Linked DNA regions of Mus musculus: region 1 is linked to region 2. The links are chromatin loops, found by intact Hi-C in ENCODE. Cell type or tissue: gastrocnemius. All regions are shown on one strand. Links, peaks and the distances in the headings refer to the core of each region. The heading gives the core; the rest is flanking DNA. Region 1 overlaps Atg16l2 (autophagy related 16-like 2 (S. cerevisiae)). Region 2 overlaps Fchsd2 (FCH and double SH3 domains 2).

Region 1 (14,507 bases), core at 1-5,000, 58 kb before region 2:
GTAGGTAAATTAGAGATAGCTTGAGCCCTGGAAGGAGACCTCCCTATTTGACCTTACAGCCACCAAATGTAGTGGCTCCTGATGACTCTCTGAGACTCTGAGCTCTTCCCACTGGCCCTCAGGTTCCAGGACTATCAATGTACTTTCCTACTGCAATGACGTGGTGTGCGGGGACCACATCATCATCAGTGGCCACAATGACCAAAAGATCCGGTTCTGGGACAGCAGGTGATACAGGCCTGGGTGGTGGAGGCCACTGAGTCTTCGTTCCTTTCTCTGGCTGTGGGAGGCAGGGTTATGGATAGTATGGCTGTCAGACAAGCACTGCCAGTGGGTGGCCTCAGCTGGGCATGGTCTTTGAGGGTTCAGCATGTCTGGGAAGCTGTGCCACCTTCTTAGCGGCTCTTAGTCAGCACTGGACTCCTTCCCAGGCCTTACAGCCAACACAGACAAGCACCTTTTTAATATTATCACCACTTTTTCATAAAAAAAAAAACAGCAACAAAAGAATAGCTGCTTTTTAAAGTAATAAGCCCATCGTTAAGCATGAATGGATGACAAAGGCAGAGCTAGAGCTTTGCAGGTCTCTGCAGCCTCTTTTTGAGATTGCTCCTTTGCTAGGGGTTGAACCCAGGGCTTTGTGTCTGCTAGGAGAATGCTCCCAGCCCTTTTTATATTCTTATTTTGAGACAGAATCTCAATAAAGTTTTCCAGGATGGTCTTGAACTTAGGATCTTATGATTCTCCGACCTCAGCTGTGACTACCTGCCAGTGTCACCCTATCTGGCTATCACTGTTACTCTTTAGTGATCCAACTGTCTAATCCACAGTGGGAAGGGGCAGTAGTTTTGTCAGCCTTAGCCCCAGTGATTCACGCCCTGGGTTTCTCGAGACTATGTTACCTGGGAATGTGGCCACATACAGCCTGTCCAAAGTGTCTAAGGATGTCTCTTCCGCGTCCCTCTCCATCCCTAACCCCACAGGGGCCCTCACTGCATCCAGGTCATCCCCGTGCAGGGCCGGGTTACCTCCCTGCACCTCAGCTATGACCAGCTGCATCTGCTTAGCTGTTCCCGAGACAACACACTCAAGGTTATCGACCTGCGAATCAGCAATATCCGACAGGTGTTCAGGTACTGGCCTGGGCCAGTTGGGGCTCTCCTGTGCAAGCAAAGTCCCGGGAGGCACTCTAGCGTAGAACCTCTAGACTAGAACCTGCTGAAGTGCTGGTCCCTTTTCACATCTGGAGGAAGACTGGAACACTGGTTGCAGCTTCTCTGACTGCAGTCCTATTCTGTCCTCAGGGCAGATGGCTTCAAGTGCAGTTCTGACTGGACCAAAGCTGTGTTCAGGTGCGTCTGGGAGGTCATGCCTATACATAGGCCTGTGTTTGTGTGCCTACACTTCTGATCTTCTCCTCTTGTTCTGCTGTGACCTGTACAGCCCTGACAGAAGCTATGCACTGGCAGGCTCTTCAAACGGCGACCTGTACATCTGGGATGTGAACACCGGGAAACTGGAGACCAGCCTACAGGGACCCCACTGGTGAGCAGCCTACTGAAAACTTCCACACGCAAACTTCCATGTTCTGATATGTCCCCAGACCTTTCGCATGCATTTGGGCTCATTACTACCATCCTGAGAGCCCATTTTATAGATAAGGAAATTGTCTTGGGCTTACAGAGGCTTCTCAAACCGCCTGCTGGTTGGATGTCCAGGGTCAGAGTAAGGCTGCCTGCCTGCTCCTGCTGCCCTCCTGAGGTCTGTCTTCCCTCTTCAGCACTGCTGTTAATGCCGTGGCTTGGTGCTTCTCCGGGAACCACGTTGTGAGTGTGGACCAAGGCAGGAAGGTGGTGCTCTGGCACTGAGTGGCACAAGTTCCCTGTATGGGTTGGACTCTGAAGCCAGAAGCCAGAGAACAGCTTCCCTGTGCTCAGGACTCCAGAGCTGGGGTTGGGGTCTACTACAGAATTCATGTGAGGGCCAGGCAGGACCTGGCCTGTTTGTTAAAAATCAAAGTGTGGGTTAGGAACTACAGTTTTGTTTTTTAAAATCTATTTGTTTACTCTCTTCAGTGTTAAAAACTGTATCTAAGCCGTGTCTTGCCTCTTTGAAGCATTTGTGGGTACAGAGACACTTAGACTTAGCCTCTTCTTTTTCCATAGAGCTAGGGCCTTGTAGCAGAGCTTCTGTCTGGGAAATGGGCTGTTCCAGTCTAGCTGTGGGATAACATGAAGAAAGGCTCAGGCAAGGGCAGCAAAGAGCAGCTTTTCATCTAGGGAGTGGACCTGATGGAAAGGGTGAATAAACCAGAGTGACATCGGAATAGCTGGCAGAGGCCTGCCTGGAGCCTGGGACAATGGTCTGAGCTGTAGTCCTATGTCCTGGATGATGGGTGGCCTCCTGCCACTATCTCCTTCCCTTGTATGTTACCTCTGCCCTTGCAGCCACAGTGCCAGTCTCTGGGGCGACTGCGCTTAGTGCTGCTCTCTAAAGGTGCCTTCACTCCCCTAGACTTGTCCTGATACAGTTTCCTCAGCTTTTGTTGTTGTTTGGACAGGGTCATGTAACCCTGTCTAGTCAGGCACACATGTAATAGCTCAGAATTTGTGGAAATCTGGCCTCAGCCTCAGTGTCGGGGTGGCAGGCACTGACTGCCTCAGCCCTCAGCATCTAAGGTACCATGGTCAGCATGGCCAAAAGTCCCCTTTCTGCCTTCAGAGAAGTTCGTCACTTTGGTCCTACACATGCTTTTTCCTCTGCCTTCAATGTCCTTGTCTCTCCCAACGACAATTCAGGTTATCTTTTGGGACCTCTTTATTGACAGCCTATCCTTAACTGTCAGGCTCAGTAAGAGGCCTTGGTCCCCTACTTCTAGTTTGCCTGTCTTCTTAAAACTGGGAGCAACTGTAAGAGAACAGTATTCCCTGCCTCCAGTCCTGGCCCCAGGAAATACTTCCTGGGTGGTTATATTCTCTTGCTTTGCAAGTTCAACAGTGGAAGGTTCCAGGGATGGGACATTCCAGCTCCTCAGCCTTGGCCATCCCCTTGGCGCAGCTCTCAGTGGCCACCAGGGGTCACTAGTTTCCTGGTCAGCAGTTTTGTTTTATTTTGTTTTTTTTTTTTTTCTTTCTGCCTTTCTTCTGGGAAAGACCAACTCGCCCAGTGGCCACCATTACTGAGGATCACCCAGACCTCGGTCTTGCTCTGGCTTCTGAGCCTTATTTGTTCCTCCTAAGCATTTGTGATGGAGCACGTTCTAAAGTGAGAAAAGATTGTCATTCAAGGTAACACAGCTATACACAGCTGAATGGTTCCCGCATCACTCCTTGCAGACTTACTCATTTATGTAGCTGAGTGTGACCTCCTTCCTGCCTGGGCCTTCACCTCCCAAATATGTATCCCCATATGGTGTTGGAGACTGGAACCTTGGGGATTTGTTTGGGTCAGAAAAGCAATGTACAAACTACATCTTCAACCCACATCCTCTCTTTTTATACAACTTTTTTTGTGTGTTTGAATATTTTGCCTGCATGTATATAAGTGCATGTGTACGTGCTTGGTGCCCACAGAGGACATCTTAAACTGAAGTTATGGACGGTTATGAGCTGTCATGTGGCTTCTGGGAACTGAACCCAGGTCCTCTGCAAGAGCAGCAAGTGCTCTTAACCTATGAATCATTTCTCTAGCCCCTGCACCACAAAACCAAAATTTCAAGAGACAGAGGCTCTCAACTGGGCAGGGTTTTTCCACCAGGGGTACACAGAGCTGTGCCTAACCTGACACTCCCAAATGCTCTTTCACCTTGGACTCTGAGCTGAAGATTACCTCTGGAGGCATGTGCTAGGATTTGAGAGTGAGTCCTGGGAGACTGCTGTTCCAGCCACAGCATCTGGGCCAAGTCCCTGCAGATGTTTCCATCGTACCTCAGGCAGTAGTGAACTATTTTAATGACCCGTAAGAGTTACCTAGGAAATGTGACTCACTCCTGGGTACAGGGACCTCTCTGCCCCTTCAGTTCTCTTGAGGAAGAGCCAAGGCCAGCAAAGGAGAGATTCCTAGGGTTCCTAATAAAAATTAGAATAGCCTGAGCTTGCCTAGCATCACAAAGCACAACTATATGAAAGGGGCTTAGCTTAGTTGGCAGGATGCATGCTGAGCCTGCATGAAGCTCGGATTCAACCTCCTGCATCACATGAAACTGAGTATTGTATATTATGCCTGGAATCCCAGCACTTAGAAGAGGATCAGAAACCCAAGGTCATCATGATTTGGAGGACAGCTTAGGCTACATAAGACTGTTCAAACATTTTTTTAATTTTAGAGAGGCCAAAACAGCAAAATATTGGTGAACTTTCTGATTCTCTTTGGCAAAAACTAGACTCAGGTTCAGTAGAGGGGACTGGCCTAGTCTTGTGGAAACCAGTTTAGCTTCTTCTCCCACTCCTATCTTATGAATCTCAGGGAAGTCATAATGTTTTCCAGGCTGTTATGTACCCCTCCCCACTATGGAACGTCCTTCAGGGGTTGATATACAGATGTGAGGCCTGCTGCCTGAATTGGCTAGGCTCAACCCTTTCTGATCCTGAGACCCTAGGGAGAAGAGACAAGTCCTGTAGGGATCCTATTGCCAGTGCTAGCTCAAGCCTGTTCTCGAGTCTCTCGCCTAAGATGTGAGAAGCCCCTCCAGTGCCCTGTAGACAGTCTCTAGAAGAATCCTGATAACCAGGTGTAGGCCCACTTGTGAGATTCAGATATACCGTGGGTAAGTGCCATGTCTGCTGCAAGTATATCCACTAGTAACTATCTTTAGTTCACTTGTACATCATCTTACTAAATCTTCCTGGATCTGAGGCAGTTTATATTATCTTCTCACTTCCAAGTTAAAGATGAAGTTGAGGGCTGAGACTTAGATTATGGCAGGCAAATCCATGCACGGCAGAGGTTGTTCATGGGTCTCCACCCAGTTCTTTCCCTGCCCCTTACTGGTGTGTCTGGCATATAAACCTGTGAACCCTAACTCACAGGTTTTCTCTATTATGCTTCAGGATAACATTCCAGAAACATGTTCCTTGAACAGCATTCTCAGGAAAAGACATGAAGGAGTCCTATGTGTTTTCTTGGCCACTGATCCAAAGGAAAATAGTCCAGGAACAAGACACTCTTTGGTGTTCTCGTAGTTCTTGGCAGCTCATGCTTTTATAAAGCAAACCCAGCAAAATCCCAGGAGGAAACAAAACTTGCTATGTCAAGTTGCAGGATTTCAGGAAGAAAAATGTTTATTCTCCCCTTGACCTAAAATTTCTGTAATTTGGTTTTATTTCTGACACTGTGTGTGTGGTATGTGTGTGTATCCAACTTAAACTAAATAAATGCAGAGGCTCATTGCAGCCAGATACTGTCCTAAGGCTACTCAGAGATGGGCAGTAATTAGAACCAAATCCTGAAGCTGTGGCTGGAATCCTTGCACAGTATGACTGGTGTGGTCCAGGAGTGGCATCCTAATACAGACCATAATGGCTGCCTTGTCTCTGGGGATGAGTCCAGGGATCTGAATTTTCATTTTCTTGTTTTTTTAATTTTTCTTTTTCTTTTCTTTCTTTCTCCTGTATCTAACTGATCTAGGGAGAGAATTGGATAAGCCCATCAAAGTCACTTCACTGCATCGTTTCTAAAAATGGGGTAGTGGCAGCTGGGAGGAAAAGATGTTCTATTAAGTAGTGGCAGGGCTAAAGCCAGGTACTATCCTGCATTGACTTTGACTTAGGGCCTGGGCTTAGAGAGGTAGGGGTCAGGGAATTAACAATGAGTCTGTGGCTTGACAGTCTGGTCAGCTCCTGTGACAAAGGAAATCACCATGGATGGCACTGAGGTAGGACAACTGGCTAAACTCTGGCCTAAATTAAAAAGACTAGTGTCAGACTTGAGAGTGAGCTTTCACTGCACAAAATGTATCCTTATAGTCTTCTAGATCTATGGCACTTCCAACTCCATTCTTTCTGTGGGTTACTAAGAGGCTAGGGGATGGAAGGAGACCCTTCTTCCTGAAGACCTTGAAGGCTGAGAGATGATAGTGTTGATGGTGTTTGTATGCCACCCTCTGCTACATACTTTGTCTCCTTCCTGAATGAAGGCTTCTCCTCAGGCTGCAGGACACAGGATCAGTCCTTGTAGCTGCCCCACGTGGCTCAGGCAGGATTTACTAACCCAAACCTGACTTCTATGTCCATGTTGCTCCATGTACTTTTGATGGAAATGTAAAAAACTCATGCAGTTCTTTTGGAGCCAATTTGGCAAACATTTAACCCTTTCTGTCAAATTCTACATTTACACTGTTAACAAATTTATAAAGAAGTATATACAATGATGTTAGCTTCAATTTCCTAAAAGCAAATGGCTAGATACTATTTAAATACCCGTCACTAGAGGAACCATTAATTATATAGCCAAACAATGGAATATGCAGCCATCAAAAAGAATGACAAAAACATGGCTGGCAAGATGGCTCAGTAAAAGCTTTTGCTGTATAAGCTTGACCACCTGAGTTCAACCCACAGAGCCCTCAGGGGGAACACAAACCAACAAAAAACAGGTTACAGTGTTGCATATTTGTAACCTAGCACTTCTATAAGATGGGTGGTGCAGGAACATGAGAGCCAGCTAGGTTAGGGTGCACAGCGCAGCAAAAAAACAAGACCCACCTAGGCAAAGTGCAGAGAGCCATCTCAAAATTTGTCCTGATCCCCAAATGTGCTGTGGCACACACACATGTTTGCACTCACATATCATACACATAATCAAAAAGACAATGACAAAAACAAAGAAAGAAAGTAAATAAAAAGATGACATAAACTCCAGAGTATTATCTAATCCTGCTCTAAATAAGCAGAGTAAACAATACATGCCCAGGAAAATGCCAGGAAAGGTTTTAACCCTGCCCCAGGTAAGTGCTGGATCTGTGAGTTCCTCCACATCCATGGCTTAGTGAGTAAAAGGTTTTATTGCACAGGCGGGGCCACCCAGAACCCATAATGGAACACCAAGGTTCCTCCTTGACTTGTGGTTGTCTGGAAGCCAGAGAGACTCAGCCTGTAACTAGATCACAGCATGCCTTGTTTTATGGTCTTGGCCTCAAATACATGACCTGTCTTTTCTTCCCTCTTGCTGGACAAGAATAGCATCAGGGTCTGTGATGTCTGGGTGGACTCACTTCCTGCTCTGGGCACATGATACGTGGTTTAAGGATGGCCCACAAGAAGCATCCTCTCTCTCAAAGCCTGCCTAATCAACTCTTTATCAGGACACTTGCAAAACTTAATTTCATTTTTTATTATTCAACATTTTATACATAATAAATACAAACTTTTTACAGCCACTGTAAAGAAAGCGCACCTGCACGGAGGCTCCCTTTGAGCCCTGACCTGTGCATGGTGACGCCGGGTTATTCGGCCTGGAGAGAAGGGTTATTTATTTATTTATTTTTAAAAAGGAGGCATATTTTTACAACTTTGTTTCTTAAAATAAAATTAGCAGCTCTTCCAAAAAATATTTTAAAATATAACAAAAGAGTTCAAATAACTCTGAGGTTGTGGGAAACTCAAATCCAAGGACAATTTGGTTAGCTAAACAGAATACAGGACTGGTAGCAGGAACTGCTCTATTATAAGCACTTTGAAGATCAGCAAATTTGAAAATCTTAAAATACCCTTTTAATTTTTTAAACTTAAGAATAAGTTTGATAAACATAAAAAGACCTCAAATAGATCAACAGATAAATGTAAAAACCAAAAATCCAAATTCATGGAGAAGATTCATCAGAGTATCATTGCTAAAGTGATCAAATGACTGAAAATCCCTTCAGCTCCGATATCAGTCAAAAATCCCACGGGGACATGTGACCATTTCAAGTTTTTAGAGATTCTCAGAAGGGATGGAAATTTCAAAGCATCATACAACCTTTAAATCTGTAAATTTCTTTTCCCAGCCAAGGTAAAAGAGGATTGGCAAGCATTGCTTTGTTCCCTAGGTCAAGATCTACCGTCCACAGAGTGCTTGACCTTCTAGGCTGAGGCCAGGGCGCCATGAGGCTCTTCCCTGACCTGCAGAAGGTGCTAGCCTCCTTGGTCTCACCTGGGCAGGTGTACAGTCCTGTATCCTTTCCACAGAAAGCAGGCTTCCTCCAGGGCCCATAGATTCTTCACTCTGGACAAATGTCAGGGCAGTGGGACCTGAAGCTGTACTTTCAGAAGGCGACAGCTGGTCTGCACCAATCACAACCCAGATGTCTAGGCCAATACTCTGGCTTGGGAATAAAATAATATAAGGGCCTCTCCAGTAGAGAAGCTGAGCAATGTAGGCCTTTGTCCTCAATGCAGCCAGACACTTGGATTCAAAGGATACTGGTCAGAGGGTATACACTGTAAAAACCAAGAGGAAACATACCCAAAGACAAAAGGAACATTAAAGTGGCTCATTTCAGATGTGGAAGCTCCATTTCTGCTTCTTCCTTAGCCTCCCTTCTAGTCTATGTGATGGGAAAGATGTGGCCTCAGCCCCTCCAGGTTAGCCCACTAATACTAAATGAATGGCATAAATATTAATACAAAGGACACTGTTATTTTAAATCTGTTAGTTGAGGAAGAGATGTGCATTATGCAATTGGCGCTAAGCTCAGGCAGTCCACTTTCTTCTCAATAAGGTTGCATTTTCAGTATGGGAATGAACCTGGGGAGGAGCCAGCCTCTCCTGGATTTCCTTACACAGTCAACTTGATTTGAATAACAATCAGAAGAGCAAAATCCACTTGAGGAAAGATGAGATCTTTGCCACAGCCCTGTGCATGGCCACAGTAATATACTGTACGAGTTCACACAATTGGTAATTCTGGGTCTGTGCCCTGGATCTAGGCCTGGCCTTGAGTCTCATATAAAAATGGGCCACTATAAGGCATGAGAGCTGCTCCCCTCTGCTTCTAGGACCCGCTATGATTTGTGCTATGGTAGGAGAGATGACATAAAAAACGACAACAAAAAAGGCACAATCAGGCCAACCAGTCCCATCGAATCCTCCTTGGTTTTGCTCCTTTCAAGAGTCATCATCATGCAAAGGTGCCTAAAAAATGAGACTGGCCAAACTCCAAGCCTGGCCTTGATTGTAGCAGTAACGGAAGGTAAATCCACTGTCACACCAGTGTGATCTCCACGTCCTCCATCTTCTCAGTTGTCCGCCGGTGGTTCTGTGTGGGTGGTGGCGGCGCCGCCCGAACCTGAGCAAGAGACAATTACAGGGTTATCGGCCTCTTGACTCAGAGGCTAGCACGTGGAACGCTCCAATGCTCCTCTGGATGTTCGCTGACACCTGAGGGCCTGGGAATGTGTTCACTGCCCTGAACAGCAGGCCCCATTCTGCATGAAATGCTAGGTCAGACTGCTTGTTATGCTGGAGGTACCAAGGCATGCTAGTTGCTGTAGTCCTAAACACTTCTCCAAAGTAAAGCTGGGAGTGGCAAAGAGAAGGCACAGTATGGGGACTGGAACTGCTCTATCATGTCTCCAAGGTCAGCCATGGGGAACAAGGCTGGAGAGGTGGGGCAGGTAGTGAAGGGCCTTATTAAGTTTTAGTAAGAAACCAGGATAGTCAGGCAGGGTGGCACACACTTGTGATCCCAGCATGCAGGAAGTAGAGGCAGAACTGCAGAAAGATCGAGGCAGCCCTGGGCTACACAGTGAGGTTTTTGTCTCAAAAAACAAACCAAACCAAATAACATGGGACTGGAAATGTAACCCAGTGAGAGTGCTTGCTTAGCAGGCTCAAGGCTCTGGATTCAATTCCCAGCACTGAAGAAAGAAGTTAAAGGAGAAAGAAAGAAAATAAGAAACTTTATTCTCTAGGCAGAGGTTTTGGTTGGTTGTACGGAGTATCAGATATGGGTGGGAAAACATGACTCAACTGCGTAGGAAGAGACTGTCGGTGGGTGGGCTAGAGTTCTTTGGAAGATGACACTGGTCACTGGTCACCTGAATAGCGCAGACTAGTGGAAGGCTCTGAGAGTAAACCTAGCAGGACCTGTCACTGTTCTTGGGTTGAGGGGTAGGAGGCTGGGACCAGTAAGGCAGGAGAAATGATTCCAGGACAGGGAGGATGGAGTGGCAAGATGGAGAGGGAACAAGTCCAGAAGGGAAGAGAGTTACTTCCATTGCTGAGTTTGCAGGTTTGGGAAATCTGAGGTGGGATCCCACAAACCCGAAGCTTATGAGGAACATGAACGTGGGAGCTGTTGGTAGGGGAATGACTTTCATGGTCATGGGAGTGGAGGAGATCACGCGGGAAGAGTGAGTTCAATGGCTTCAGCTGACGCAGCTGAGACAGAACAAGGATGTGTATGGACAGACGAGTCCTCTTTACTCCCTGCCCTCTGCGGAGCCTGGCAGCCTTGCTGCATGGTCACCTCTAGCATCCTAGTGGCTCCCTGCATCGGTTCTGCTTCCCTCCACTCTCTCTATTACGCTGCCAGAGAATTTTTTTCTTTTTGAGACAAGGTAGCCCAGGCTGGTTTTGAACTCATGATCCTTCTACCTCAGCTTCCCAAATGTTAGGAATTTCAGGCATGTGCAACCATGCCCAGCCAGTAGTAAGGTTCTAAAAAAAAGTATAAGCAGCCAAAATGCTATCCTGCTCTTCACCTTCCAATGCCTTCCCATAATAACAGAGACCCATAACTCCAACAAGGTTCTCAATGCATATCAGCTGAATGAATGAAGCCAGTGGATCAAGGAATCAAAAGCTATACTCCACAAAACTGGAAAATCTAAAAGAAATGGATGTTTTTCTACACAGATACCACTTGCCAAAGTTAAGCCAAGATCAGGTAAACTATTTAAACAGTTCCATAATCCCTAAAGGAAGAGCAGTAGGCATTAAAAGTCTCCCAACCCACTAAACCAAACCAAAACAAAGACCAACAAAAACAAATCAAAGCCCAGGTTTTAGTGCAGAATTCTACCAGACTTTCAGACTTTCAAAGAAGAGCTAATACCAATACTCCTCAAATCATTCCACAAAATAAAAACAGAAGGAACATTGCCAAAATAATTCTATGAGGCCACAGTCACCCTGATACTTAAACCACATGGAGACTCAAGAAAAGTTTCATACCAATTTCCCTTATGAACATTGACGCAACAATACCTAATAAAATACTCACAAATCAAGTCCAAGAACACATTAAGAACATCATCCATTATGATCAATCCCAGGGATGCTGGGGTGATTCAAAATACAAAAAAACATCAATATACTCCACCATATAAACAAACTGAAAGAAAAGTCATGGGGTCATCTCATTAAATGCTGAAAAAGCCTTTGATAAAATTCAATACCACTTCATGTTAAAAGTCTTGGAGAGATCAGGAATTCATGGCTCATACCTATACATAATAAAAGCAATACACAGCAAGCCAACAGCCAACATTGGATTAAATGGAGAGAAACTTAAACCAATTCCACTAAAATCAGGGGCAAGATAAGGCTGCCCATTCTCTTCCTATCTATTCAATATAGTACTTGGAAGTTCTAGCAAGAACATTAAGACAACCAAAGGAGATAAAGGGGATACAAATTGGAAATGAAGAAGTAAAAGTATTGACATTCACAGATGATATGATAATATATATAAGCAACTCCAGAAATTCTACCAGAAAACACCTTCAGCAAAATGGTTGGATATAAAATGAACTAAGAAAAAAAAATCATTAGCTCGTCTTTATACAAATGATAAAGAGAAAGAAACTAGAGAACATCCTTTATAATAGTCACAAATAATATAAAATATTTTGGTGTAACTCTAACCAAGCAAGTGAAAGACCTGTATGACAAGAACTTCCAAGTCCCTGAAGAGAGAAATTGAGGGAGATCTGAGAAGATGGAAAGATCTCCCATGCTCATGGATCAGTAGGACTGATATAGTAAAAATGGCTATCTTAACAAAAGCAGTCTATAATTTCAATGCAATTCCCATAAAAATATAGGAACCTACATATAGGTTGATAAATAAAATCCAATCAGAGACCCCTAAAACAAATCTACACACCTACAGACACCTGATTTTTGGACAAAGGCAAAACCATACAATGGAAAAAAGAAAGCATCTTCAACAAATGGTGCTGGTTCAACTGGATGTCTCCATGTAGAAGAATAAATAGACCCATATCTATCACGCTGAAGACAACTCAAGACCAAGTGGATTAAAGATCTAATATAATAGCCTTGAATGCACTGATACAGGAGACAACTTCCTGAGCAGAACACCAATGGCTCAGGCTCTAACAATTGATAAAAGGGACCTCATGAAATGGAAAAGTATCGGGTTGGCTCTCTCCCATGGGATGGGTCTCAAATTGGGGCAGTCATTGGTTGGCTGTTCCCTCAGTCTCTGCTCCATCTTTATTTCTGAAAATCTTATAGGTAGGACAAATTTTCGGTTGGAGGTTTTGGGGTAGATTGATGTCTTCTTTCCTCTTCTATAAGTCCTGCCTGGCTATAGGAGGTACATACTTCAGTCTCTTTATCACCCTCTGATAGGAATTTCAGCTAGGGTTAGACAACCTGTATCCTCTCCTGTCCTAGGCCTCCAGCTATTATCAGAGTTATCTCCACAGATTTCCATTCTCCCTCCCAGCCCTCTCCCACCTTCTTCTCTCCCCACATCTAATCACCATCTCCATTTCCCTCCTCAACTCCTCTCCTACCCATTCTCTACCCATTCCCTCTTCCCATCCATATCCAATGACTATTTAGTTTCCCCTTTTGAGTTAAGAGTCATGCATCTTCCCTTGGTGGTGGTGGGGGTAGAGGGGAGGTGGGGCAGGGAACACATGGCTCAGCCGGTAAAGGCTGGGAGTACAATAAAAAATATAGCCTTTCTTTCTTATAGTTCTTTTTACTTCCCCCAAGTATTGCATGGCAGATCAGTAACAAAATGGACCATGTGGGAAAAATGAATTTATCATTTTCAATTTGGAAGAACTATGCAATCTATAACCCTTCAAGATAGGGGACTTACAGGCCGCAGCTTGCCATATGAGGTGTCAGGAGTCTGTCTTGAGGCCTGTGAGAATCCTGGTGATTCAGCATGAAGGCTGTTTTCTGAGGAAGAGAATCCAAGAGGTTGATGACTGGACAGTAAAGATGCTAGTGTAGATGGAAGTGGTGAGGGGCAGATGCCCAGAGCTCTTACCATTGGCTGAAGGAGACCGGGGGAAGAACTGGGAGCTCCTCTTATCTGGACTGGGATACGGGCTGCTGGGTGGCTGGTCATACAGAGGCAGTGGAGGCAGGGATGTGTGAGGCTTGGGGGATGGAGAGATCTGCAGCAAAGGAGGCAGAGTTACTAGGCGATCTACTCAGGAAGGAGAGCTTAGCTGCTTTGCTGCTCAGCATGCCTGCCCTGGAGCTAAAATAAATCCTGAAGCTTCAATTTTGTGTTGCATTACATTTTTCTACTGACGCTATCTTAAACCATTTCCAAGTCTGGGGTTTCATTGTCTTTAGTCTATCAGGCAAGTCAGTTAAGTCTGTGAGAACAAATGGTGTCTCTGTGTGTGTTTCTGACTTCTCTAGGTTTTCTACATGTCAGACTAAAGCAGTCACAATCCCATGCCTTACCCTTCCATCTGTCATGTCTGCTGGAACAAGAGGACAAGTAAAACCGGCACTTTCCTGTAAAACCACACTTAGCTGTGGTAGGAAAAATGAGCCCCCTAGAGCTCTGGTAGAACCTGGGAGAGACAGAGGTTCTCATATGGTAAGGCAGCCTGGTTAAGGGCTGTTGTGGAAGCTAGCTGGAAACAATACACCCTCTCCCTTGCTTCTTTCTCTCTAGCAAAATCACCTTTCAAATGTCCTATGAAACCTAGTATTTTAATGAATTCAGAGAAAACAGTGTGGGAAAGAGAGTGAGATGTAAGGTGGCCATTTTCTACAAGGTTTTGACAAGCCTCTAATTTCTAAACTCAGTTATGTAAACACTTGGCTACTATGGAGAAGAATGAAGGTGAGGCTTATCGATCTTGCTCCTTTGCACGTGCCTGGATCTCTCTTGTCCATGGAGTGTCGCCATTCTCGGAGGCTGAGAGCTCTTCCACTAGCACCGATGGGAAAACACCGATTCGACCACTGAACTCCCCTTCCCAGAAGCCATCATCATCTTGGTTTTCTTTGTTCAAGATGCGAATAATTGCTCCCTCGGGAAAGGACAGCTCATCATCTGTCTGGCCCTCATAATCATAAAGTGCTTTCACAAAACAGACTGGAAGCAAGAGAAAGACAAACTGGTAAGAGACAGGCAGGCGCACTGCTTTTGTCCTTGTTTTGAAAGAAGGTCTTCTCTGTAGCCCAGCCTGGTCTCAAACTTGCAATAAGCCTCCTGCTTCAAACTCCCAACTACAGAAGAGCAGGTGTACCCATAACGTGTCTAGCAAGATGGACTGATTTCACAACCACCCTTGCTT
Region 2 (15,458 bases), core at 6,481-11,480:
GAGACAAAGTGTGGAGTAGAGACTGAAGAAATGACCATCCAGAGTCTGCCCTACCTGGGGATCCATCCCATATACAATCACCAAACCCAGACCCTATTGTGGATGCCAACAAGAGCTTGCTGACAGGAGCTTGATATAGCTGTCTTCTGAGAGGCTCTGCCAGTGCCTGACAAATACAGAAGTGGATGCTCAAAGCCATCCATTGTACAGAGCACAGGGTACCCAATGAAAGAACTAGAGAAAGGACCCAAGGAGTTGAAGGGGTTTGCAGCCCCATAGGAGGAACAATAATATGAACTAACCTGTACCCTTAGAGCTCCCAGGGACTAAACCACCAACCGAAGAGTACACATGGTGGGACTCATGGGTCCAGCTGCATATGTAGCAGAGGATGGCTGATGCATGCCTTAGTCCCAGCCTCAGAAACTCAGGCAGGAAGACTTTGAGGGTAGGCCAGGCTACAAAGGGAATATAGAACCAACCTAGGTGGCTTCCCACCAAGGCTGATGACCTGGGTTTAATCTCAGAGACACACTGTCTTCTGCCTTCCATATGCATGTGATGACCCACGTCTCCACATCTCCTTGACCCCAAATAAATGTTTTTTAAGAATACTTTGGCCTTTAATCTCAGCACTTGGGAGGCAGAGGCAGGCAGATTTCTGAGTTCGAGACCAGCCTGGTCTACAGAGTGAGTTCCAGGACAGCCACGGCTACACAGAAAAACCCTGTCTCAAAAAACAAAAACAAAAACAAAAACAAAACAAAACAAAAAAAGATTAGTTTGAGAAAAGTCACAAATATTTTCTCTTATTAAGGAAACTATTCAAGAAAAGTATCTCCAGGGGTTTTTGTTGTTAAAAAGACATGGCCTCATGTAGCCTAGCCTGGCCCCTAACTCATTATATAGCTGAGTCTGACCTAAACTGACTGACCATCAGGTTCCCAGTGCCAGGCATTGGGATTGCGGCCAGCTTCCTCACCAAAATCAACTGTAAATGTTTGGTTTTACATCAATTTAAAAACACAAGGAACCTGTCTTAGGTCCCAAATTTTTTTTACTCAATTTTTAAATTTCAAAATTATATACATCAGTCTAAATCATATAGCAAGGGATTCTGAAAACTGAATGCACAATGAGTGGTGTGGACTCTAATAATCTGCACACTACCGTTTTGAACCACAGTTTTGTTCAGTAATGAAGATGGGTGATCTCCATTTATTTTTTCCTCCTTAGTTATTACTGGCTCTCTTATATTTTCCTTTTCCTCAGTCAAGTAGGTAGTACTGCTTTCTCTTATAAACTCAGGATCCATTTTTGCTTCTGGTTGCAGCGGTTTTCCAGACAGTACGTGAGGAACCTCAGGACAGCTGTGTTGCAGGTCCACAGCTGAACCATGCGTGTTTATTTTTAGTGCTTCGACGGCTGCAGCTGAATCAGAAGCAGCTGGAGAGGTAGTGGACTGGTCAGCGGCTTCTGCTTCACTCAGAGGACAGCCTTCTCTGACTCCTTTTCCCTTTCCTTGAAGCCCAGCAGGATCACTACATTCTTGCAACTTTGCATGGATCTGAACCTGCTCATCAGTGACCTGAAGAACCTCAATCAGCCAGACACCTTGCCTGCTTCAATGGGGAGCAAAGGACCTCTTCAAGAAACCCATTAACATTTTCTTCACTGATAAACAATCTTTCCTCCAAGGAATCCTTGTTCAAGCCACAATACCACTCTCGCCAAAGTCCGTGGCTCTCTGAAGATTTTGCCAGTACTATGACTGCATTATTTAAAGAAATGCTAGTCTCCGGTTCTCTGGTACTCAACTTATTCTCTGGAGGAAACTGCAAAATGCAGGAATAACCCAAGTCTTGTGTGGAGAAGCACAATTCGTAACTGACTCGTGGCGGGTCCCCTTCTGCTCCTCATTCGTCTGGACACCAGGGTCTCCTCACAGGGATTCCCGCTCGCCGCCCGGGAAAGCTGAGTAAGGGAGGCTTTGGTCCCCAGGAGGAGTCCCTTTCCCGAGGTCTAGAGGTGCCACCGAGTCCCCTCCGAAGTCCTGCTCTGGCTCGAGCTCCCCTTTAGCCCCGGGGTCTGGGGCTCCCACACCGCTCTTCTTCCCGTGGTCAGCTCAGGTTCCATCTGCAGACTCTTCCTAATTTTATTTTCAAATCATTAATTGCTAAGAGTATAGACACACAACTGGTTATTATGGTTTGATCTTGTTTCTAAAGTAACTTTGCCAAATTGCTTTTTTATCTGGATTACTTCAGTAGTTTTTATATTGTTTTTATGGCTATATAGAGAATTATGCCATTTCCAACTAGCAATAATTTTTATTCTTCTCTTTTTAACCTAATTGTTTAAGTAAGGACCTTGAGTATAGCAGTGCAGTATAGTCATGAGGGTAGTTTTTGATCTTGGTAAACATGCAGTATCTCACTATGGAGCATGGAATTAACTGTTGGCTTGTCACAAATGGTATTGTGTTCTACAAGTTCCCATTTATTTCTAGTTTGCTGAGTTCTTGCTTTGACCACAAGAGTATTAAAATTTGTAAAATGTCCTTTTTCATATCCATTGTTTTTTTGTTTGTTTTGAGGCAAAGTCTCACTGTTATATAGCTCTGGCTATTCTGGAACTAGCTATGTAAGCCAGGCTGGCCTCAATCTCACAGGGATCCACCTGCCTCTGCCTGTCTGTCTCTTGAGTCTTGGGATAAAAGATGTATGCCACCACAGCCAGCTTTTCATATCCACTGTAATGATCATAATTTTGTTCTTTAATTGATTAAATTCACTTTTCTGGTTAGTTTTCAAGATGATATATATAGAGATAGATAGATAGAGATATAGACATGCATGTATATATATCAATAGACAGTTTCCAAAGAAATACAGGATAAAATTGTCAAGTTATGACCTGTTTATTCAATGAGCTACATTACTAATTGGTAGTGTTATCTTTTGCAGGCAGAGAGCAGGCACGTAGAAACACACTATACAGGACAGTAGAGCTGCTTTTGGAGCTACCATTCTAGAAAAAATTTCCCCGGCAACATCTGCTTCAGTTACTTATACAAAGCATTTCATAAAATATTAAGGAGAAGAGCAAGCTTCATAAATAATTAAAATTTAATAGAAGCTCCTAGGGCCAGCTGTTTCCATTTACAGGATGAAAGCTATAGAGAGCACTTAAACATTTATATATGTAGTGTCTGCATGAATTACCTTACAGCAACCTGGGACTATGTTACGTTGTTAGCAAGTGGGAAAAACAGATTTCTACTGAAACAAATAATAGTGTAGATTAAAAAAGTCAAGATTTTTAAACATTCCATTCAGTTAGCAATCTCTGGGCTGCCTTCTGAACCGTAACAGAACAGCATAACGAGCTGTTTGTAACAGAAAAACACATGGTATAAAACTCGTGGGTGTGAGCTCTTCTCGCTTACAACAACAGGGCACATCTCCAAGCTACATCATTCATATTGAATTTTTATTCCTATCACTTCCAGTCTTGACATAAGAGCATCTCATTTACACCTCACCCCCAGGGAGAGAGAGGCTCCTGAGCGAAAGCAAAAAATAAGAGCTTATCTCTTTGTATCCAAAGTAGTTCATAAATTCTTAATTCATTTCAGTAACAATAATATAAGAAAAATAGATGAAACACCACCGTAGAGTAACAGTACAGTAATGGAAGCATTGTGTGACAGAGAGAAGAGGAGAGAGGTGCAATCTCAGGCTCAGTCTATCTTCTTTTCCATAAAACAAATATGGGATTTACAATGTAAAAAACACCAAGAATATCCAGAAAATCAAATACACGCACAATTATTAGCCAGTTTTCATGCCTACATTTTTTTTATTACTTTTGTTTTTTTACAGTCTAGTCATTGTCCCCATTCCGGATGCCTACATGTTTTTTGTTTGTTTGTTTGTTTGTTTTTATTAGGTATTTTCTTCATTTACATTTCAAATGTTATCCCAAAAGTCCCCCATACCCTTACCCCACCACTATCACTTCTTGGCCCTGGTGTTCCCTTGTACTGAGGCATATAAAGTTTGCAAGACCAAGGGGCCTACATGTCTTATAAACTAAAAATAGTGAGATTTTCTTGAAAAAAAAAAAAAGTAAAGAAATTTCAAAGAATCCTGCCAAAAGATAACCTGACAAAATTAGAATAAAAGCAGATTACAGTTTCCAGTAAAGCTGGAAATGAAAAACATCATCCACACTAAATGCAAAATTCAGGGAGAAGGTGGAGAAATAAGAATAAAAGTTTCTCATATCAGATTATAGTAGGAGTAGGGTGTGTGTGTTTGTATTTAATTGATTGAAAATAAGAAAAATAAGTTTTTCAAGCAAAAGCAAGAACACTTAAGAATATAGAAAGAAATACTTTAGATAAGGTAATAATTGAGGAAACAGATCACTGAAAAACAAAACAAAAAGTATTTCTGTCAAAATTAATAAAACTGACTGGTAAGTGTCACCAAAAATAAAGTGCAAGCAAGATGGCCTCAGAGACACACAGGCTCTTAAAAGATGGGCACCACCATACCTGGTGAGTGGACAACTCTATAGGAAAATGAAAACTGCCAGGATGTACTAAAATACAGCAAAAGATGAAAAAATTTTCAGAAAACCCGAATTGACCATTAAGCACTAATTTTTATTTACAGTAGTCAAAAACCATTATTATGCAGAAGGAACAAAATCAGTAAGGTTTTATAGACATTTTACTCTAATACTATCTTATGATTTCAAACACATATATTAAAATTAAAAGAACTGGCTAAGTGTAGTAGAGCACACCTTTAATCCCAGCACTTTGGTGGCAGAAGCAGGTAGATCTCTCTGTGAGTTTAAGGACAGCCTGGTTTATATATTGAGTCCTAGGTCTATCAGAGCTACACTGTGAGACTCTGTCTCAAAAACAAAGGAATGATTGTATGAATGAATAAATCAATCAATAGACTAAACAGATATCCACAATGAACACCTGTATACTTATTACCACAATTCCAAGATTAAGTTTTTTCTTCTTTTTCTTTCAAAAACATATTCATCTACTCATCCATCCTTCTTTCTACACATCAATGTTTTTACATCTTTTATGGGTTCTGGGAACTTGGCATCTTAAATACTTTTCCTTCTTTAAATTTGTAATGTAGATTGATTGATTTTACAAGGTTGAGTGTTTTGCCTGTATGCGTGTGTTATGTGCAACATGTGCATGTCTAGTACCCATGGAGGTCAAAGAGGTCAGATCCCTTTGACCTGGAGTATAGTTGGTTATAAGCGACCCACCACATGGGTGCTGGATCTGAACCTGGACCCCTTGAAAGAGCAATAAGTACTCTTAGCTGCTGAGCTCCCCGCAGCCCCGGTAATGTGTTTCTACCATAGGATCAGGAGCTCAGGCACACAGAGACAAGAACACTTGCATTGGGAAGTGTTCAGGATAAAGAATCTGTGTGCTTTTCTCATTCCTGTCATGTGAAAATGGATACCCTGATTCCTAAACAGTTTCTAAAGACATGACTCAGTTCTCATTCTCCTTCATGGATGGATGGATGGAAGGAAGGAAGGAAGGAAGGGAAGAAGGAAGGGAGGGAGGAAGGGAGGAAGAGGGAGAGGAAGGATTAAGGGAAGGAAAGGAAAGGATTAACTTAGGTCTTAGAAGTAGTAGATCTAGATAGAATGTATATATTTTAAAATGGATACAGTCAGGAAATATTCATAATGCATTTTCCAGAAAGAAAAGTAACATTTACATAATTTATCTCCTAAAGCAAAGATTCACCACCCTTAAAAATAAACATAATTTATCTGAGTCTGAGAAAAGATAATCATATTTATTTTCTTTGTATATTCAGTGTGGCATGCTGGCAAAGTTAATAGATCAATAGTTTAAATGAAAAGATCATTACCAAAGGATGACAGCATATAGAAAGTGAGTTTAATTTGTAAAAAACTAAACTCCAAGGCACTGTAGAATTTATTTTTAAATTAATTATCACATGCTACATTCCCTGTGCTCATTTTTCTTACTGTCTGCATTGATAGATGACCTTGTTCTCTTTAATGACTGAGTTGAATGGATTTGAAGTTCCTGTGAGCAGGCCATTCTTCACTGATTCTTCTCAAAGGCAATATGTATGGCCACAGACTGATGGCTAAGTTAGTCTGTGCATCATGTCCCCCCTTTCATTCAACTCATCCAGAAAGTGTCCCATTCTCTCACTTTGTTAAGGAGAATTTTTTTCAGAACTACATCCTTTAAAACATGTTTCTACTATTATTAGTATCTTCAGGAAAGAGCTTTAGATTATGACATGGCAATACTAGTCATTGCATTAAAGACACATTACCTTGCTGGAGTTTTCTAGTAAAAACTGGAATGTATTCTGTATAGCTTGGCAAGTTTCTAGCTCGGTCCGGCTGAAGGCTATTAAATAATCCTTGAGGTGGTCATACACGTTTCCATCAAGAGCCTGAAAGAGAGGAATATTATAGAAGCCAAAAATTATGATAGTGCTTTGGCACATAATTCCTTTGTCTTTAAAAATGTAGAAATGTTCAATTTCAAAACCTATTAATAAACTGACAAAAGGCATAGAGCATTACATAAGAGCGTGTGAACAGTGAGCAGTTACTAGGGTAGTGCTGAATTTCTAATGAATAGCAACCAACAAGGGGAAAAATCTAATATTGCTAAAGCTTAGGAAAAAAACCAGAATATTTTGGAGACAAAAACATCTAGTTTCTGATCTTTGCTTATCTGCTTCTGTAGCCACTTCATGACAATTAGATGTAGGAATTTTACAGGGACTATCAGAAAGAAAGAATCCAGGCACAGAGCCTGGAACACATATACAATAAACACAAGTCTCCTCCATTAGTGGTAGAATTAGGATTTAGTATATATTTGCTACAGAGCAATCTGAGAGAAAACATAAAATGTCATGAACATTTATGCCCACGTGTTTGTCTACATAGATTACACTCCCGTCACGCACATCTTAGAGAGGTCAAAGGGAAAACACTCAGCTCTCATAGATATTCTAAGAACTTTCCTGCCATTCCAAACTATCAAAACAGCAGCCTTATCTTTTAAAAATCTACATTTTTCTCTTCTCATCAATTAACAAAACTGTCACGGAGCTAGTTTTGCACAGTGACTGTTGCTGCTCTCCAATGAGAGCTCCCTAGTTCTCTCAAACACACAAAGTGCCAATGAGCTTTCTTTCATAATGGCTTTCAAATTTCTTTGTCTCAACAAAGCTGCCAAACCTTCCTTTGTTTCCTAGACATTCTAGAGGTCATTTCAGCGTGTGTGCATGTGTTCTGGATTGCAGTATTATTTTTTTGTTACGTCCAAATAAAATGTTTTTGTTTTAGAGTTTCACTTCTACCTTTATTTTAGCGTTGGCACCTGCTTCTAGTTCCCAGGGGAGACACACAGGAGTAGAACTGCCTTTGGCCATATGGCAACTTTGTTTTCCAGAGTGCTGCACCCTATCAACCAACAATTCATGAAGATTCTCTGTGTCCTTGCCACCACTTATTTGTGTGTGTGTGTGTGTGTTATTCATTGTGCTCTTTATTGGTATTATTGTTGATATTTTATTATTTTATGTGGATGAGTGTTCGCCTGAATGTCTGTCTGTACACACATAGAGTGTACAGTGTTCATGGCAGTCAGAAGAGAACATCAGATCTCCTTAGACTGGAGTTACTTGTCTGTGAGTCCCTTACATGTTTTGCTATATACTGATCTATTTTCTATGGCGAATTATCTAATTCAAACCTTTGGCTTTTTTTTTTTTTTGAGACAGGGTCTCCTGTAGCACCACTTGAACTTGTAATACAACTAAAAGTACTTCCAACTTTCAAAGAAAAATATTTACTTACAGAAGACATACATGCATCATGGTGCATATGTGGCAGTCAGAGTACAATTCTGATTTTTTTTCCCCGCTGTGCTGCAGAATCTGGGGATCCAACTCAGATTGTTAGGCCTGCACACAAGTGCCTCTACCCACTTAGCCATCTCACTGGCCCACCCTTAGCTTTTGACCCTTTAGTTTCCACCTGAGATTCCAGGTATGTGCTGCCACACCTGGTTTATACAGTAATAGAAACTGAACTGCTGGCCAAATAGTTCACTAACTGAGCTACATCTCCAGCCTCTGCTTCATACATCTCAGTTGGAGTCTATTTCTGATTTCAAATGGCAATAACTCTTTATGTATTGTATATAGCAGAGTTTTGCAAGATAAATAATTTGTAAATATTTCCTTTCATTTTATGGGCTGCTCTTTTCACTTTCTCAAGTATCTTTTGAAAAACGTGTTTTAAACCAAGTGGTGGAGGGATACATCATTAATCCCAGCACTTTAATCTCAGGGAGAGGCAGGGGATCTCTGAGTTCAAAGCCAGCCTGACCTACAGATTGAGTTCTAGGACAGTCAGGGCTAAATTATGATATCTAACATTGTTCTTCTTTCTTTTATTCCTTGAATGTTATTTATTTATTTTATTCCTTGTATGTTAGTATGTTATTTATAAGAATCATGTATATAAATTTTACAATAATTATTTTTGTACTTTGTGTCTGGCTTTTACATCAAGCTTTTAATATAAAATTGACTTGAAATAAAACAAAACCTGTCCCCGAAGCAGAGTAATAGTGCTGAATCTTCTTTTACCACTAGATGGCACCATTGAGTACTATAAACAGGCAGTGCAAATAAATGCCTTAAATATATTTAAAAAATTTTAATTAGATATTTTCTTTATTTACATTTCAAATCTTATCCCCTTTCCTAGTTTCCTCTCCAAAAATCTCCTATCTCCTCCCCCCCCCCCCCGCTCCCCAACCCACCCACTCCAACTTCCTGGCCCTGGCATTCCCCTATACTAGAAATGCCTTAAATATAAACTTCAAATAGTTATGAACATTTTGGACACTGTAGTGTGTTGAGATGGAATTAAAATTTCTACCTTAAATCATGATTTTCATGAATTTGTTTTAAAAAGAGACATGTTTTCTGATATGAAGTTTTTGACTTAGAAATATTCTTAGTAGCTCATCCTAATAATCTTGTTTGGAAGAAATAGCTCATTTTACCTATATACAAGACATGATAATATAGGTATCATGAACAAGGCGTGCAGTTTAAGGTGAACTATATTCCTATGTAGTCTGAATGATATTGCTATTGAGTGTCAACTGTACTTAGGCATTATACTAGCTATCTGAGTATGAGTACCAGAAAACAGGGAAGAAAGGAAAGAAATCAAAGCTTTTTAACAGTTAACTAGCAGTGCTAGTGATCAAACCTTTGCACTTCGCACATGCAAAGTGTACACTCTAACACAGAGCTATACTGCTAACCTACCAAGTTCTTTTGTTATTTCTTAGCAATTTCCTATTCCAGTTATTTCTGCCAACCCATTTCCTTTCAAGATAGTATTACATAGCCCTGGGTGGTCTGAATCTCACTATGAATACCAGGCTAGTCTCAAATTCACAGAGATCTGCCTGACTCTGTCTCTGGAGTGCTCAGATAAAAGGTATATGTAACCATGCCTGGTCCTGACATCCCACTTCGCACTGCATCAGGGAGGATACCCCTGACTTGTATTTTATATGACTGACTATTCAACACTCTTCCCTGGCCAGGCATTATGTTCAGGATAGGTTTTGTTTGTTTTGAACTTTACCACTGACCGAATAGTTTGGACATGGCTTCTGTCTGACCCCTTGTTCACCTGTTTGCCATTTCCCTTCCCTGCAACACTTTCCCTAAACTAAGCCTCTCTGAGCTCTACCAGCACTTCTCTTGCCTCTGAGCTCACATGTCACATGTCACAGGCCCTTTCCTCATCCTCTCTCCCTGCCTTGCTCATTATCATTCAGCCTTAAGGGCTTCTCTTGATCGCTGTGAACTCTGGATGGTTCTTGTCTTTTTACCTCGTGGCTTTATCTTGTGCTTCTGACGCTTGCCTGTCCTTCTTTTGGTTATTGAACTCTATGAACAGGAAGGGCCATGCCAGTCTGTTTAGCATTGAATCTTGAGGGTCAAACATGGAGCCTGAAATACTGACAATGTTCAGCAAATAACTGTTTGATAAGTAACGTATTGGATCAGAATTTATAGGTTTAAAACTATGGGTGAATCCACATTAGCCCTCATGACTGAAAAGCCTGATGGTATTACAGCAAAAGAGAAGCAACTGAGTTCACAAACTGTACGATGTGGAAGGTCCTAAACTTAAAAAAAAAAAAGTGTGTGTGCACTAAATAAAACGTTGCCTTCTTTTTCCCTTTTATTATTACAAAATAACTATAGTTTATATCAACCATATTCCAAACTCTGTCTTTTGGTTATATTATAAGAAAAACCTTGATTTGCACTGATAATTGATTATAAATAATTAATACTTTGCCTTCCTATATTTTTATTCCTCTTCAACACAGATCAAAAGCCTTATAGTAGACTGCTGAGACCCTACTGTCTTGGGTCCTGAAACCCTGACTAGGGATGGTGAGGGAATGAAGAAAGGACGCACAGACAACACACAGCAAAGCAGGGGTCAGATGGGGTACTACTACTTGCTACCGTGGGCAACTCAGAACCTCAGTGTGTTTTTTAGGGACTGGACGTGGGGAGGGGCTAGTCTTGTAAACAGCAGTCAGGCTGAGGCTGTAAATATCTGGGAGGAGGGAGCTTCAGTTGCTGCTTTCAGAGGTCACTTCCTTACACACAAGACTCTGGAGGAAAGCTTTTCCCTCTTGAACCTGGCCCACATGGCAATGGCTTTGACAATTTCCCATGGGTCCAAGGCCTTGGAGACCTTGGCATGGCTGTGCCCATGTTGACACTACACATTCACCCAGGACTACACACACTCAGGGCTTCCTCTGCTTCCTATAGTAGACAATTTTTTATTTTAAAGTTGATCAAGCAAATACAAATGATAATATGTTTCTTAAATTTTTAAAGTAAAAACTATTCTTAAAAATTATTTTTAATTATTTGTATCTGTGGATGCTCATGGAGACTAGGGGTATCAGATCCCCTGCTTGGAGCAGGCAACTGTAAGCAGCCTAATGCAGGTGCTGGCATGTGTACTTGGGTCCTACTGTGCCATCACCCTGTTCCCTTAAAGTAAGAACTATTTAAATGGTAAACGATAGGAGAAGCAAAACTCTGAAGGTGTGACATGGGCATACATAGTGATGGTTCATGTGAATAGTAATTTACGTGCTCTGTATGACTTCCTGGATTGCCTCTAATACTTAAAACTTTAGTAGGTAAGTCATCCAAGTGTATCTTTCAAAACTTTTGACTATTTAATATGAGTTTTCAGTGGCTTTTAAAATTATTTTATGTGTATCAGTGTTTTGGCTGCATGTATCTATGTGTACTATGTGCAAGCCCAGTGCCCACGGAGATCAGAAGAAGGTGATGGAACTCCTGAGACTAAAATTACATACAGATGGTTGTGTGCCACCATGTAGGTGCTGGGAATCATGCCAGGGTCCTCTGTAAGATCAAGAAGTGTTCCTAACTGTGGAACCAACTATTCATCCCCTTAATACAAATATTTAGGAAAAGAATTCTGTAATACTTAAATTGAGAAACCATAAGCCTTAAGTCAGGACATAGGAATAGTCCAACGGCATTTAAAAACCCAAAAGCACTGAATTTGAATGTCTTTAAGCAGCTGTGTTTCTTTGTGGTTAGCTAGAGACTAAATGGAAATGTTTCTCTACATATTCTTTCTGTTTTTTTTTTTTTAACTCATTCTATTTGCATGGTCTTTAACATCTATTGAGTATGGAATACAAGTTCATAAGGGCAAGTATTCAAATAGGAAGGGAAAAGGGGGGCATCATAAAGACAAAATGAGAAATGGAATTCTAGTGTCCTCTACTCAACATGTGCTTTACAGGAAAAGTATGAATTTCTTGGAACTTGCTCAAGAGGAAAGTTATGATGAGCTAGGAATTAGGAGAAAAAAACATGTCGTTTTTTTTCTAAGCATTTGATGTAATTTCCCCTTAAGAGAGAACTTTAAACAGTGGCCTCCTTATTTAGATTCAGGAAGGTCAGACTCTGTACTCAGCATTACCCTGAGATCTTCCTTCAAGCTGACTAGAAAAACAAGCTCCTCTTTTTCTGAGACCACTGGACATTTCTAAAATAGTGCTGGGCAAAAGTCAAGGAAATAAATATCAAGATGATAAATGTAAGATAGCTTAAAATTAAATCATGAAATCCTTCAGTCCTCCTCTGCTGACACTGGAAGAAAAACACTGATAGTCAACTTGCTTTTATCTGTTTTCAGAAGTCCCCAAATTGTAACAGTAAATAAAAAAAAATTAACCTTTTATAAATCTAAAATCTAAAGAAATTAAAGCAAGTCCTGGGCTGCATTTCTTAAGTGTAAATATCTTAGCCCATGACTCAATCTGCCGAGTGATATGAAGTAAAATTAGAAATACCTTATCTAGTTTTATACTTGGTCATTTCACTTAAAAGCTCTGAGTTACTTTAGGTTCTGTGAAGAAGAAGCAAATAAGATAGTTTTTGAGTTACAAAGCAAAGCAAGGAAAGACTCTAATATTGCTTTTCTAAAAGTTGTACTTTCTACTGAGTACCCACTAGCAGGAAGAGATATCAGGCTGAGAGATTTGCCCAACTACTGTGGCCATCTCCAGTGTGCTGCAATCCTGGAAGACACAGGCTGCAAGTCCCCTACCACATAACACGCATTAAAACCCTAGATCCACCACTTAGCAACGTCACTCTAGAAAATACTCAAGCTTCTTGATCAAATGCACTCAAAAGAATGTTACTTATAAAGAAGATGGCAATAATAAAACTGAACTATTTTAACCAGAAAACTTCAATGATTTCCCTTTTACCATAGTAAAGGATTTTAGTGACAGATTGGTTTCTGAATCTGACTCTGTCACGAGTTGGTGTAAGGTAATCTTTCATTCTAATTTCCTCACCTATAAAATGAAATAATAGCTTCTCATGGAATCTGTTAAGAGGTATTTTATGTGCTATTTTAATTACCTATTTCTTACATCATGTTTTTAGTAATGATGTTTGTAGCATGTGTCTGGAAATTACAAGTAGCATTTTATTTCAAAACAATCTGGTTTGGATTAATACAGCACAATATTAGCAGCATACAGCAAATTAGTTCTTATATTGCTCCATTTTTCCCCCTCTCTGGTTATTACTACTGTGAAAAACATATGCTGCATTATAAACCATCACAATGCTTTATACATATTGTTTTGTGTTGTGACACACTCCCTCTCTCTCTCTCCCTCCTTTCCTCCCTCCCTCTCATTTGTAAACAGGTTTCATGTAGTCAAGGCTGGTCTTGAACTTCTTGTACAACTTGAATTTCTTTCCTTTTTCTTGCCCTGAGTCAAGGTCTCTCTGTGTAGTCCTCGCTGTCTTGAAACTTGCTAGGTAGAGCAGGCTAGCCTCTAACTAAGATCCACCAGCCTTTGCCTCCTGAGGGCTAAGATTAAAGATGTGTGCCACCAGGCCACACCATGGACTTGAATTCTTAATTCTCCTGCCTCTACCTCTCACGCGCTAGGGAAAGAGACATATACTTCCACACCAAACCTTATGCATTGTCTTTCAAAGCAGACCAATATTAACCAGTCATTCTTGGACAGGATAATTGCAACACATTTACCTTTAAGTTCACAGACTCTTCTACTAGCTCAGCTTTGTTGCCAAATCCTCTCAGTATTTATTTATCTGGGCAGTGCTGAGGGATCCAACCTAATGCTCTAACATATTAGAGAAATGTTCTGTCACTAAACTAAACTCCAGCATAGTTATTTTACTTTGTTTTCTTTCCTAAGACAGAATTCTACTGTACAGCCCTGGCTGTCCTGGAACTCACTCATTAGACTAGGCTGGCCTTCAACTCAAAGATGTCCCCCTGCCTCTGTCTTCCCAGCCAGTTACTTCACTTTTTAACTTTTCATTCATCTTAATCATTTCAAGATCCTTATTGATAATTTTTTTAAAATTTGGTGAACCTTAATTTTATATTCTCCTTATGCTCTTTAGATATAATTAATTTTAGTTCTTTGAACACATTAAAATAAGGAATTTAAAATCAGTGCCTAGTAGATTTCAGGAATAAAGTTCCCCGGGGGACATTTTTTAAAAATTTTATTTTATTTTTAATTTAGTTTTTACACTCCACATTCCATTCCCTGTCCCACCCCCATCCACCCTCTGTCTGCTCCACATCCCACATCTCCTCCCCACCCCACCCATCTCTATGTGGATGCCCCCCCCCACCTGACCTCTAAACTCCCTAGGGCCTCCAGTCTCTTGAGGGTTAGGTACATCATCTCTGTATGAACACAGACCTGGCAGTCCTCTACTGTATGTGTGTTGGGGACCTCATATCAGCTGGTGTATGCTGTCTATTTGGTAGTCCAGATTAATTGAGACTGCTGGTCCTCCTACAGGATAGCCCTTCTCCTCAGCTTCTTCCAGCTTGTCCCTAATTCAAAAACAGGGGTCAGCAGCTTCTGTCCACTGGTTGGGTGAAAGTATCTGCATCTGATTCTTTCAGCTGCTTGTTGGGTCTTTCAGAGGGCAGTCATAATAGGTCCCTTTTTTGTGAGCACTCCATAGCCTCAGTAATAATGTCACATCTTGGGACCTCCCCTAGGGACATTTTTTATACTTAAAAACATTTTCACATCTATCTATCTATCTATCTATCTATCTATCTATCTATCTATCTATCTATCTACCTACCTACCTACCTACCTATCCATCCATTCATCCATCCATCCATCTATCTATCATGCACACGCTATAATGTACATATGGAAGTCAATAAGCAACTTGTAGGAGCTGGTTTTCTCATCATGTAGGTTCTGAGGCCTGAGCTCAGATCATCAACTTGGCTGCAAATACCCTTGTCAATTGAGTCATCTCACTAGCCTGCTTATTGACTCCTTTTTCCTTGTGCATTCTTGCTTCTTTATATGTCTCAAAACTATTTTGTTAGTAATCAAAAGATATGGAGGACACTTCCTACTCATCAAAGGAAAAAAAATCCATCAAGAGGATACCTCAGTATTGAATATCAATGCCTCAAGTGCAAGGGCATCTACATTTGCAAAAGAAACATTAAAAAAGCTTACATCACACAGAACTCCAATAGTGGGAGACTGCAATACCACCCCACCAATTGACAGGCCATCCAGGCAATAATTAAACAAAGAAATAATGCAACTGACATTATGAATCAAATGGACCTAACACATATCTACAGAACCTTTCACCCAAACACAAAAGAATATACCTTCTTCTCAGCACCTCATGAAACCTTTTCCAAAATTGACCTTTTAGTTGGTCACAAAGCAAGCCTCAACAGAT

What was found. A loop is a pair of places that touch in the nucleus more often than their neighbours do. Peaks named below come from ENCODE experiments on the same cell type or tissue, not always from the same donor. Only the 100,000 strongest peaks of a DNase experiment are listed, where the experiment ranks them.
Region 1: a loop joins it to region 2, with 2.9 times the contacts of the local background. A loop is called at or near these places in 6 of 42 quality-filtered maps.

What each region holds. Positions count from the first base shown.
Region 1 is chr7:101,277,208-101,291,714 of GRCm38, reverse strand. It overlaps Atg16l2 (autophagy related 16-like 2 (S. cerevisiae)), which reads left to right. Exons shown (of 18, transcript NM_001111111.1): 14 at 123-228; 15 at 984-1,133; 16 at 1,305-1,352; 17 at 1,444-1,545; 18 at 1,781-2,099. The coding sequence ends at 1,868. Fchsd2 (FCH and double SH3 domains 2) reads right to left here. Exons shown (of 20, transcript NM_001146010.1): 17 at 14,085-14,305; 18 at 13,235-13,364; 19 at 13,061-13,143; 20 at 7,310-9,265. The coding sequence ends at 9,182. Among named protein-coding and RNA genes, the nearest start is that of Atg16l2, 18 kb to the left of the region's middle. In gastrocnemius, for the core only: a CTCF peak has its summit at 3,065 (motif pointing right); a DNase peak (open chromatin) is centred at 3,075; H3K27ac peaks cover 391 bases.
Region 2 is chr7:101,224,911-101,240,368 of GRCm38, reverse strand. It overlaps Fchsd2 (FCH and double SH3 domains 2), which reads right to left. Exons shown (of 20, transcript NM_001146010.1): 9 at 6,375-6,497. Among named protein-coding and RNA genes, the nearest start is that of Gm50587, 26 kb to the left of the region's middle. In gastrocnemius, for the core only: a CTCF peak has its summit at 8,718 (motif pointing right); no DNase peak of the experiment used is centred there.